Regions from separate parts of the Homo sapiens genome. Here region 1 is linked to region 2. The links are chromatin contacts, found by Hi-C in ENCODE. All regions are on one chromosome and are shown on one strand. Each heading gives the region's core, a stretch centred on a gene start or an enhancer-like site at or near the end of the contact. The rest is flanking DNA. Distances are from core to core; before and after follow the strand shown.

The links. A loop is a pair of places that touch in the nucleus more often than their neighbours do. Pooled maps may share reads with other maps.
Region 1: a loop to region 2 is called in a pooled map, with 31 times the contacts of the local background. The contact joins the promoter of PHF14 here to the promoter of ARL4A in region 2. A Hi-C loop is called at or near these places in 11 of 50 pooled maps.

Annotation. Positions count from the first base shown.
Region 1 is chr7:10,972,439-10,977,993 of GRCh38, forward strand. It overlaps PHF14 (PHD finger protein 14), which reads left to right and starts at 1,434. Exons shown (of 18, transcript NM_001007157.2): 1 at 1,434-1,886; 2 at 2,397-2,507. The coding sequence starts at 1,886. RefSeq lists silencers at 629-678, 1,189-1,248, 2,229-2,278 and an enhancer at 1,204-1,498.
Region 2 is chr7:12,684,810-12,690,569 of GRCh38, forward strand. ARL4A (ARF like GTPase 4A) reads left to right here and starts at 2,824. Exons shown (of 2, transcript NM_005738.5): 1 at 2,824-2,919; 2 at 3,357-5,760. The coding sequence starts at 3,446. The coding sequence ends at 4,048. It also overlaps the pseudogene LOC100505995. RefSeq lists silencers at 1,859-2,138, 2,339-2,388 and an enhancer at 2,333-2,869.

The DNA of each region.
Region 1 (5,555 bases), core at 184-2,683, 1.7 Mb before region 2:
TTTCATAGATAAGACTATCAGTCCATGATATGGTTGGTGTTTAAAGTAGAATGGAAGTGAAATTCCCAGAGTGGAGTTTTTAAAATAACCAAGTTCCTAGGATTTTAACTGGAAGAATAAATATCTGAAAGGCAATGAGGAGTATTAAGCATGGGATGCCACTTCTGCACCTTGAGAAAATGAAGTATGGAAGGATGAGTGGTTTTCATTTGAGAGGGCTGCAGGGTAACTGTTTCTATTTCAGATGAGGAGGTAAAAAGAATGGGCATTGAAAAGGAAAAATGTTTACTAAGTAGGTTATACATTTTGGAATAGAAGTTTCTATAGCACAATAGAAAAGTTTGAGAGGTCACATGGCAATGATAGTTTGGGTGAGAGTGAGGCAGGAGAATAGGGTGTGGAGGCAGGGAACCTAAGGATGTGTCACTCCGACTTCCTAAGAACTAAATTGAAAGGAAACCCCTAACTTTCCATGCCTAAGTAACAAAAGGACCAGAGGCTACTCCCTTTGCAAACCCCCACTTTTTCTGCAGGGCAGATGGGAAATTGGCTGTGGGCAGCAAATCAGACTGATTGCAGGAGAGTCTTCCTTTGCATAGAAGTATCACTTTGTAACTTCACCATCTGCAAGAAATCAAACTGATTGCAGGGGAAATCTTCCTTTGCATAGAGGTATACCACTTTGTAACTTCACCCTAGCCTCTGATTGATTGCTTTTTGCACCAATGTTTGCACAGGAGCATGACCTTTGTAACTTCACTTCAGCCTCTGGTTGGCTGCTTTCTGCAACCAATCAGACTGATTGCGCGTTACTTCATTTACATGAGGTGAGCATTAGGTGGCCAATAGGAAGCTTCTAGAGGGTATTTGGACTCAAGATTCTGTATCCGGGCCCTTGAGCCGCTGCTCAGGTCGCTTCCGTACAGAGCGTGCTTTAATTTTCAATAAGTCCCTGCTTTTGTTGTTTTGTTGCTTCATTCTTTCTTTGCTTTGCTGGGCGTTTTGTCCAATTCTTTGTTAAAAACGCCAAGAACCTGGACAACTTGCAGTCACGATCCTCTACCGGTGACAATATCATTTAAATATTGGTAGTGGCTTAAGGTAGCAAACATCCCTTTGTGGAACGTTTACTCAGTAAATCCTTAAAAAACAGATCAGAAACAAAAACTGGCCTCCCAGGGATTTGGACTCAGGAGGTGAATTAGGCGCGGAGAGGGCGGAGCCTTTGGGGTTTATGGGCGGAATTGCACAGGGTTTGGCGGGGATCTCTGCTCCGCCTTGGCACTACTCGGCTCCGCTCGCCTCCGCGCGGCTCCCTGGGCTTTCACTCGGCTCTGTTCGGCTCCTGCTCGGGAAGGGTGCGCGGGGGCGAGTCCTGCGCATGCGCCCTCAATTCCTGCTGCTCTCAGGGCTGCGCTCAGCCTCGTGTTTTCACTTCCTTTTCAGAGCTGTATCCGGGTCGCTGCTTTCCCTATTGTCTGAGGCAGCCGCCCTCGCGCTGTGCAATTTCTGGTCTTTCGTTGCTTCTGGTCCAGGCTAATAAAGTTTTTCTTTCTTTAATTTTTTTTCTTCTAGTTTTAACGGGAGAAATTAACTCCCCGGGGCCGCCGGGTTGACTGCGCTGCCTGGGCCGGAGGTCTTCTCCGGCCAGGGAGCGCTGTGGGAAGGGGCTCGAGCGGCCAGGGCCAGGCGAGGCCGGGGGGGCGGGGGGTTAGGGGACCGCGGGGCTACTCTTGGGAGCGCCCCTGTCCGGCTGGCTGCGCGCCGGTTTTAAATAGCATCTTTCGGACTTGTCTTCGCGGCCCCAGTCCCCGACCTCGGCGCTGCCTGGGCTCCTGCAGCCTCTCCCTAAGTCTTCTCCAAACGACCACCTCACGGATTCCTTAGTAAGTGTATCCGAGGCCTCTGCGGCGAGAGGTCCATTTCAGCCATTCTAGAAGTCAGGGCCGGTGGGAGCAGGGCAGGGGTGGGAGAGTCCTGCGGGAAAGCAGGATTGGTGGACCCTCGCCCTCCATGGTCCGCGGGAATGAAGCCCGCTTGTTTTATTCCCTGATTTTTGCCGTTTTTATTGACTGTTACGATGTCTAAGTGGGGGATTACGAGGAAGGTGCAGAAACATCTCGAAAAGATGAGCAAGAGGGTCAGCTTCGATTTTAGCTGGTCTGAGTTGGCGTTGGCAGCATCAGGGCTGGAGCTGCCTTTGAAACTGCCCGTGGAGCTGTCCAGCCCTCCCCACCCTGCTTCTGCACCCCAACCTTCTCCTGACCCCTTTTGCTGAGAACTCAGTTAGACAAAAATTCCTTGTGCGAGGTCATCTTTATGTTCTCTTAGCACCACAACTCTCCCCTGTGTTTGGTGTGATTATGAATGACAATGTAATTTTTTTCTCTTCACAGTGGATCGCAGCTCCAAGAGGAGGCAGGTGAAGCCTTTGGCAGCTTCTCTGCTGGAAGCTCTTGATTATGATAGTTCAGATGACAGTGATTTTAAAGTTGGAGATGCCTCAGGTAAATATTTCCTTCTCTCTTCCCCTTTCCCAGCTTTCTGGAGTTAGGCTTATTTTTAGACTTTTTAAATCGGTTTTGATTAAAATGCCAATTTTAAGTGAAAGCACGTAAACTTCATTTATTTTGTCCATTTGATTTCCCATTTTGCCTTTAGATCCTGTCACTAGACCTATAATTGCTTCTGTTTTCCTCAGAGATAATTAGCAGTCAGGGGAAGGACTTTTTCCAAAGATGCAAAAGGATTTCTCTGTTTTACACCTTAAAATATATTTATGCTTATATTATAGAGGAAAAAACTGAAAGATATCCCGAAGTAGAAAAGTATCCTGAGAGGTGTGTGGACCATTAATAGTCCCTGAGCAGGGTTCTTCTTTTTTCAGATCACTTGACAATCTCTTAGGGGAGTTTTGCTTTTTTTGTGTATTAGCTCTTTTACTAGAATAAAATTGACCAGAGTAAGAGTTGCACTTCAAATTATAGTAGGTGCTGGACCTTGTGGATTGGGCCTTTCAGATGTCTCTGAAGTATAAGTCATGCATGCTTGCTCACTATATTTAGTAATTTTAAAAACTTTTTTTAAAGGTCGTATATTCACATTGTACTAAACTGGAAAACAGAAAAGTATGATTTTCCTTTGTATTTTCTGTTCAGTGTACCTTATGTATATATACAGTTTCAATTGAAGGAATCTGAGAAACAAAAATTATGTTTAATTTAAATGTTTTATGGGAAAAATACTGATAAACATGAACAATGAAAATTATGTGTAATTCCACCTCTTTTGAAAATTTTAATAAAGTGAGATGAAAATTTAAATAAAATGAGAAGTAAAAGCCTTTCCAGTTTCATCTCTTCAACAGTTTTTAAATATACTTCCAGAGAGTTTGCCGTGGTTAGTCACATCTCTCCTTCTTCTGGTTTTCCCTTGTCTTTTTCCTGCTAGGGATAGTAGGAAGGGATGAACGAAATTATATTACTGTTGCTACTTTTAGTAGCATCAACAGCAGAATTTGCATTGTGATTTACTGATAACTTTTTGTTTGCATAATCTCACTTAATTTTCACAGTAACTTAGTGAAGGAGATACCATTTTACAGGTAACAGGGGTATTGAGTTTAAAGAACTGGCATGAGGTCACTCAGGCAGTAACGGATCCAATGGATTTGACTTCAGAATTTAGTCTGTTTATCTGCTTGGATCCCAAGAGTTGATGGACGGAATCTTAAACAGAAACTGACTATTTGGTTACTAATTGAATTCATCCGCAGCAATCAAAAATTGATAAGTTTATCTTGATTAACTGTTTTTTTATCCTTTGCTTCTCAGCTCTTTATCTCCCATTTAGTTGGTTTGCTGATATTTGGTATTTCCAAAGAAGGGAAGGGGAAGGGAAAGGAGGTAAAATTTAAATCTTAGTTCTCTTGGTAAAGACCTTGGCAGATAAGAATATTCCTGGCTAGGATGTAGTTTTGGTTTGTTATGGTTGTGGTTGTAAACTTTGACAAACATAGTTGGGTCGTGGAAGTTACGAATTCTTTGAATATGGGAACAATTCTAAAACTTACATTAAGTATTACATTATTATGTGACAATAAATCTTGACTTTATGGACAATTTGTTTCCAAGGTTTGTTCATTGAGATGGAATATTCACAGGTATCACTTCTTTTTCAAGTGGTAAAACAATCTGATACAAACATAAAGTACTTTCTCAAAATATTTTATGATATCGAGCTAAGTAGAGATTTCTGACCTTGTTAAATCCTAATTATAGTTGAAGAGAACTGTTATTTGTGAAAAATGATAGGATGAGTTTTGTTAGGTTGATATATCTATATATCCCTTAAACACACTAAAAATATTTACTTTCTGTTCCCTCTTGTAATATAATATCTAGTATGCTGCACTCATAATTTACCTTCCTGGCCCCCTGGGGAGCTTAAATTTGTGATCTGTGGTCTCAGGTCACAAATTTGTATGTATAGTTCTTGGTATTTATTGTAAAAGGGAATTTAGAAGAAAATGATTGTATTTAAAATGATTAGTAGTCAACAGAAATTGAATCATATTTTTGACTCTTGTTTTAGGTGCATTGATGCTCTGCATAGCTGAGATATTCGCTTACTCTAGATTACCATTGTTTTCCATTTGAATCTTTTCTGTGCCTGAGATAGTATATATTTAGTTGGAGTCTTGTAGAGAATAAGACATTAGTCCTATCACTGGTTTCCAAACATGTTGAAGTTGTGGATTCCCAGCCCTACTTACGAATAGGAGATTAAATTGGAAGTAGAGAAATGGTAGCTAAACATCTGTCTGATCATATCTTCTTTCAAAACAACTTCTAGAAATGACTCATTGAATGAACTACGGACTTCCTTAGAACTTAATATTAAAGTGGTTAGATTCGTTGGCCTTAATTTTGGCTAACTGGATTCCGTGGATCAATTTCTTCTTACCTTCATCTTGAAATCTGAAATTCTGACTATAAAACTTTTTATATTTCTGTTTGGTTTTAAGAATAAATATAGAAAACATTTGCAGATAAACATAATTTAACTCTATCATAAAATAGAAACAAATCAACATTGGTAAAGAATGACCCACCCATAAGATTGGCAAGTGATTACGAGCCTGTACCTTTAGAAAATTATGAAACTGAAGATAGTTTATATTTTATTTTTAATGCAAAAGCAAAAGTAAGCTTCTCATTTTTGATTGAAAGCAGTCAATAAAGTTTGAAATGAGTAAGTCCTAAAATAGGATATATATGCATTATTAGAATTATGGTGATAACCACCAGAAGAACCATATGTAGAAATGTTAGGTTGAACTATATGGAATTACCAGTTTTGTAGGTCCAAAACACACAGTCAAATATTAGCAATTTCATGGTTTTACCTAGTTAAAGTGTTGATATTTGAGACTTGGGCATAGGGTTGGGTGTATGATAGGAGACTTATTTACATTTGGTTATCTGCTACATTAATTGAATGTTTTAAAGAATGTTTACATCTTTTTAAAGATGCAGACATGTATTACTTCTATT
Region 2 (5,760 bases), core at 1,574-4,073:
CAATGCCGCTATCTCGGCTCGGCAACCTCCGCCTCCCGGGCTCGAGCGATTCTCCTGCTTCAGTCTCCTGAGTAGCTGTGATTACAGGCGCCCGCCACCACGCCTGGCTAATTTTTTGTGTTTTTCGTAGAGATGGGGTTTCCCCACGTTGGCCAGGTTGGTCTCGACTTTTTAAAGAATCCGGTATGACAAGTATGCATGTTCCTGTGCTAGTCATAAAAGAAATAAATATCACTGGCAATAGCGGTCTTGAGAAAAACTAGGATATTTCTTGAGGAAACTCCAATCCATATTTAAAAAGAAAAAAAGCACACTTTTAAAAAAGTGTACCATATAGGTTCTTCCAAGTTACAGTCTTACAGCCTTCACCAAAAAGATGTTTGTCGATTAAAGCTTTCCTACAACTTCAAGTCATTACTTCTTTTGCAGGTTGTCATAAGCACCCTGAAATTACCGCTGAAAACATTTTATAAATTTAGTCATCCATAGAGACTCCAATATTCCACAAGGGCAGGGACAGTGTATTTTGCTCACCATTTTATCCCCAAGCACACAGAATTGTGTCTACTGCCTATTAGGTGTTCAATAAATATTTGTGAACTTATTGATCAAAGACAAAATTTAGTCAGAATCATCCAATGAAAAGCATTTTGCATTTGATGACTAGTAGACTTAGATGAACAGTTCCAGGACCACCACTAATTTTCCTTGGGTCATTAGAAACATCCCTTTGGGGCTGCGGAGAGAAAATCCAATCTGGCCGCTGCCCCACAGCCCCTTTCTGTTCTGCGCGTTTGCCTCGCCGTTCTGATGGAGGAGGAGGTGGAGGTGGAGGAGCAGCAGCGATTTTCTTAGCCATTTTCTTACCAACAGAGGCCAAAGGAGGCAGCAGTGGACTACACTGTGGGTTGTCTTTGCGAGGAAGTGGCATTGGGCAGAGATGCAGTTCAGCAAACTTATCATTGCAGCAATTTCGGAGCTGACTTTTCGACAGTGCAAGATCTAGAAATGTGTGCAAGACATGCGAAAACCACCACCATTAACACTGAAGATGTGAAGCTCTTAGCCAGAAGGAGTAATTCACCGCTAAAATACATTCAGACAAAAGTGAAGAGCTTGCGCAGATTAACCTAGAACGAAAGGCACAGAAGACAAAGAAGAGGATGGAAACAAAAATGCAAGGGAGCCAGCAGAGGCTGGAGTACAGGAAAGTTAAGAATTAAACTCTCCCGCTGCTTGGAAAATGCAGCTTTCTGCAGGTAGAGCCACCTAGTATGTATATGGCCACAAAGGGAATTTTGAAGGGATAAATAGAGATTAAAAAAAAAAAAAAGGCTAGATGGCTTTTTGTGTTGTATTTTCCAAGTCGTTAACTGCAAACGCTAGTTTTAAAGAGAACTGGACACTCAATCAAAATACTCCTGTCTCACTCCAGCACATACAAATGGTGTAGTTGAATGGTATATTGGAAATTATATCTATTGCAATTAAAATTGTGTGAGCAATTTGAAAGAAAAGAAAAAAAGAAACATCCCTTTCATCTTTCAGAGTGTATTTCCTTATGTGTCAAACTGGAATATTTCTATCTGTGGCCAGTTCCCCGGGATGCTGCTAGAAACACGTGAGACAGCGCGTTCATTTGCTCTACAAAAAGCGAATGAAGGCGCAGTTACCAGGCCAGTCAACCCAGGCTGTTTAAGGTCAACTACTGGGGGACTTCCACGTCACCTCGATATATACGTAACGCGTGTGTGCCGTAACCCGTGAACTATGGAATCCCTAACCGCGAATCACGTGGCTGCTGCCCCGCGGACGCCCTAGACGACGTGAGGGAAGGCGGTGCCGGGCGGGGCCTGTGCCAGGCTGGCGGGCCGCCGCAGACAGAGCTACCCGGAGCAACCGTTCAGGGGTGAGGCCGGAAGTCCCATCCGACCTCGCGGGCAGCCAGCGCTAGGCCGATTCGAACTCGACCTTGTTTTGGCGTTGCTAGGAGACGCGGCTCCTGCGCGCCCCCTACAGGCCGGCGCCCGGGCGGCGCGCGGGCAGGGGGCGGGGACTGTCGCGTGGAGCTGCCGGGCGAGCACCGTTAGGGCAGCCTGGCGCGCGGCGCCCGCCAGGCGCCCAGTCCTCTGCCATCGCCCACGCCTCCCTGGTGCCAGGGAACAGGTATCAGCGCGCCTCCCCAGCGGCTGGGAGAGACGCTGAATGAAGAAGAGGGAAGGACGGTTAGTCAGGTGAGCCGCGGCGGGGTGGGCGGCCGGGGCGGCCACGCCCTGCCGAGGGAGAAGAGCCGGTCGTGTGCGGAGGGACAGGGTGAAGGGATCCCACTTCGGGGAGGATGGGCTTATCCCGGCGGGCGCGCCAGGTGGGATCTCTAGCGCCTCAGGGGCCCGCGCGGCAACAGCCGGCACCCTCGGGCCCGCGGACAAAGGGTTAACGCGTTGGCAGTGACTGCGGGCCCCGGATGTGAGAGCCTTGGCTTGACGCCCTGGCTGCGCTGCAGGTGCGCCGGGCCGAACGGAGCCGGCAGCCTGGCGGCGACCTGACCGCCCGAGGCTCCCCTTCACCTGCAGCGGCTGCTCGGCTCCCTCTGGGAACGCCGCCTTTTCTAACTTAAGGGCAACAGGTGGTGCCGGTGGACCGAGAGAGAGCTCAGCTCCGCCGCGCTGGGAGCGGCAGTTACCCTCACCAATTAGGGAGCGGGGGCGGGAGTTGCATGGCTTCCCTGATGCGGGTGACCAATGGGATTTGGGATCATGAGTGGACCGGGAGGAGTGGGCGTGGTCGGAGTCTGAGTCCAAGGTTTCTCGTGCGGCAACTGCCAGAGCTGCTTGGAGAGCTAAGCTGGAAGGGTGCTTATCCCTGCGTAGAAACGCCTGCCAATGCTTTCTCATTTGGACCCAGACTCCAGATCGGGAGGTGAGAACGTTGTTATTTTGCAAGGGGTAGGAGGTAATAGTGATCTTGGGTATGCTGTTAAGCATGTGGAATTAGATTCCGAAGATAGGACTATCTGCTATGAGTTTTCTGCCAGATAGGCACTTTGTGGTTACGGCCACTTAGACCAGATACTGGTGACTGGGTTCTTTCCAGAATGAGGTCTTTGAGGTTTGGGGACCCAGGAGAAAAACGTACATATTACTGCAATTTAAGTAAACCAGATAATTTCAATCACTGTTATTCCATCGTTTGTCTTGGACTGTGTGTGTTTTCATGTACGTTTCATATCTCGTCTGGTTTGTTTAGCGCAGCAAGTTATAGTAAGTTCTTCGTGTTGTTTATTTTAGCAAAGTAGAGCAAACCTGTTTTAATGTATTATTTCGGGAGAATAACTTATTCCTTCTTCCGTCTCCCAGCAGTCTTATAGCTGGATCAGCTACCAAGAGAAGTTGTAAACCAAGAAGAGAAAAGCATTTCAATTTGGGACATTTATTTGCACCTGGAAATGGGGAATGGGCTGTCAGACCAGACTTCTATCCTGTCCAACCTGCCTTCATTTCAGTCTTTCCACATTGTTATTCTGGGTTTGGACTGTGCTGGAAAGACAACTGTCTTATACAGGCTGCAGTTCAATGAATTTGTAAATACCGTACCTACCAAAGGATTTAACACTGAGAAAATTAAGGTAACCTTGGGAAATTCTAAAACAGTCACTTTTCACTTCTGGGATGTAGGTGGTCAGGAGAAATTAAGGCCACTGTGGAAGTCATATACCAGATGCACAGATGGCATTGTATTTGTTGTGGACTCTGTTGATGTCGAAAGGATGGAAGAAGCCAAAACTGAACTTCACAAAATAACTAGGATATCAGAAAATCAGGGAGTCCCTGTACTTATAGTTGCTAACAAACAAGATTTGAGGAACTCATTGTCACTTTCAGAAATTGAGAAATTGTTAGCAATGGGTGAACTGAGCTCATCAACTCCTTGGCATTTGCAGCCTACCTGTGCAATCATAGGAGATGGCCTAAAGGAAGGACTTGAGAAACTACATGATATGATCATTAAAAGAAGAAAAATGTTGCGGCAACAGAAAAAGAAAAGATGAATATCAATACCTATTATATCTGTGTGGAGTAGGTTTTCTCTGGTCTGATTTTGACAAATAGAAGAGTGTCTACAGCGTGGTTTGCCTGTCTGCCCTCCTGGATGCTATTAAAGCTTTGTTTTGTTGAACAATCAGATGCCCAACTCTGTTGCCTTGTGGAAGATGAGTAAATGCAGTGCTTCTTAAAGTGGTCTCTTCTCCCTACCCCACAAATCTTTTGGTACTACCATTTGGGGAAGCCAAGCAAGGATAGTAAATTGACCAGAACACAGTTGTGGGAATTTGGTCTGAAGTTAGTGAAATAAAACTTTAAAGAGTGTCTGCCTAGTGTTTTGTGCTTACATCTTTCGGGGGGAAGCCTTTGCAAGAAAATTGCATACAAGGCTTTGTAACGATCAAGTGCTAATCGATGGAAATGTTAAGGTAGATTAACATATATGCAGTTATATTGATCACATTGGTCCAACCAGTCCTTTTTTGAAGTAAGGGACAAGGAGTAAGTATTTTCTTTTTTAAGTTTCTGCCAAATGATTTTTGACGCTTTCTGGAATCAAGTAATTTAATAGTATAGCTTAATTCTAGACAATGTTTAAGTTGGTCTACCTTTATTAAAAATAAGATATTTGGGGTATATTCAAGTGCATGGATTAGTTTTCCTGACAAAGCATGTTTTGGTGTGTAGTCTTACTTTTTAGAAATAGCTATGCATCGTTCTACACAGGTTTAAAACAACTTTTTTGGGGATTTAGGGCTATTATAGGAATAGTTTGTTGTCAGAAGCACTTTCACTTGAAGAACCTAAAATGATTGACTCATTCATAGTAAATATGGGCATGTAAACTAATAAATATGCACTGGATACATATATGGATTTATGAAGAAGGCGATTTAGTCAAGAGGATGTAATTAAAATATGTGGTCTCTAAAATATTCCAGTTACAAGATATTTGTTTTATTAATATTTGCTGGCTAAAAACAAATGTGGTTTTTATATATTTTTGTAGTGTGTTGAGAAGAGCAAAAGCTTTATAAATATACCTGATGCGCTGTAGAATGAAAATGTAAAAGATAACCTGTATGTGTTCCGAGCTTTAATTTTTTGTTTACAAATTGAACAGTGTTACATGGGCTGTCCAGTCCTGATTATAGAGAGGAAGAAATGGTAACAGTATGGCAGATAAGAATTACAATTATAGAAAATGAGGGGAAAATAACAAACCTGTTTTATGAAAATTCACTGGTGCTGTTTACATTGGAATAAAAAGCTCTATAAGGAGGAAAGGCCTTTATCTAATTCTTATCTACAGACACTTACTTCCAGTGACCATATTTTACTAAATCAGCTTATTTTTTATGTCTAAAGCAACAGCTGTTCTGAAAAATCACCAAAAGAAATGCACTTTGCTAGCAGGATTTGTTTTGGCTTTGGGTTTTGTTTTTTTGTTTTTTTTTTTTTTCAGTGGCATAACAGTTTTTGGAACCTTGATTCTTGTGTCACACAAAATGAATGAAGTAGCTTGATGTGGAGCCTTCATATGTTAAATATTCCTGCACTAGTGATGGTCACTTAGAATGTTTATAGAAATGTGGATAATAACTACCAATAAACTACTTGAGGCACTAGGAGAACAGTATTTGACTTTGAATTTTAATGTATTTCCACTTTTGCTGAAGCTTTTAATCAGATGTGTAAAAACAATTGACCAGCTAGG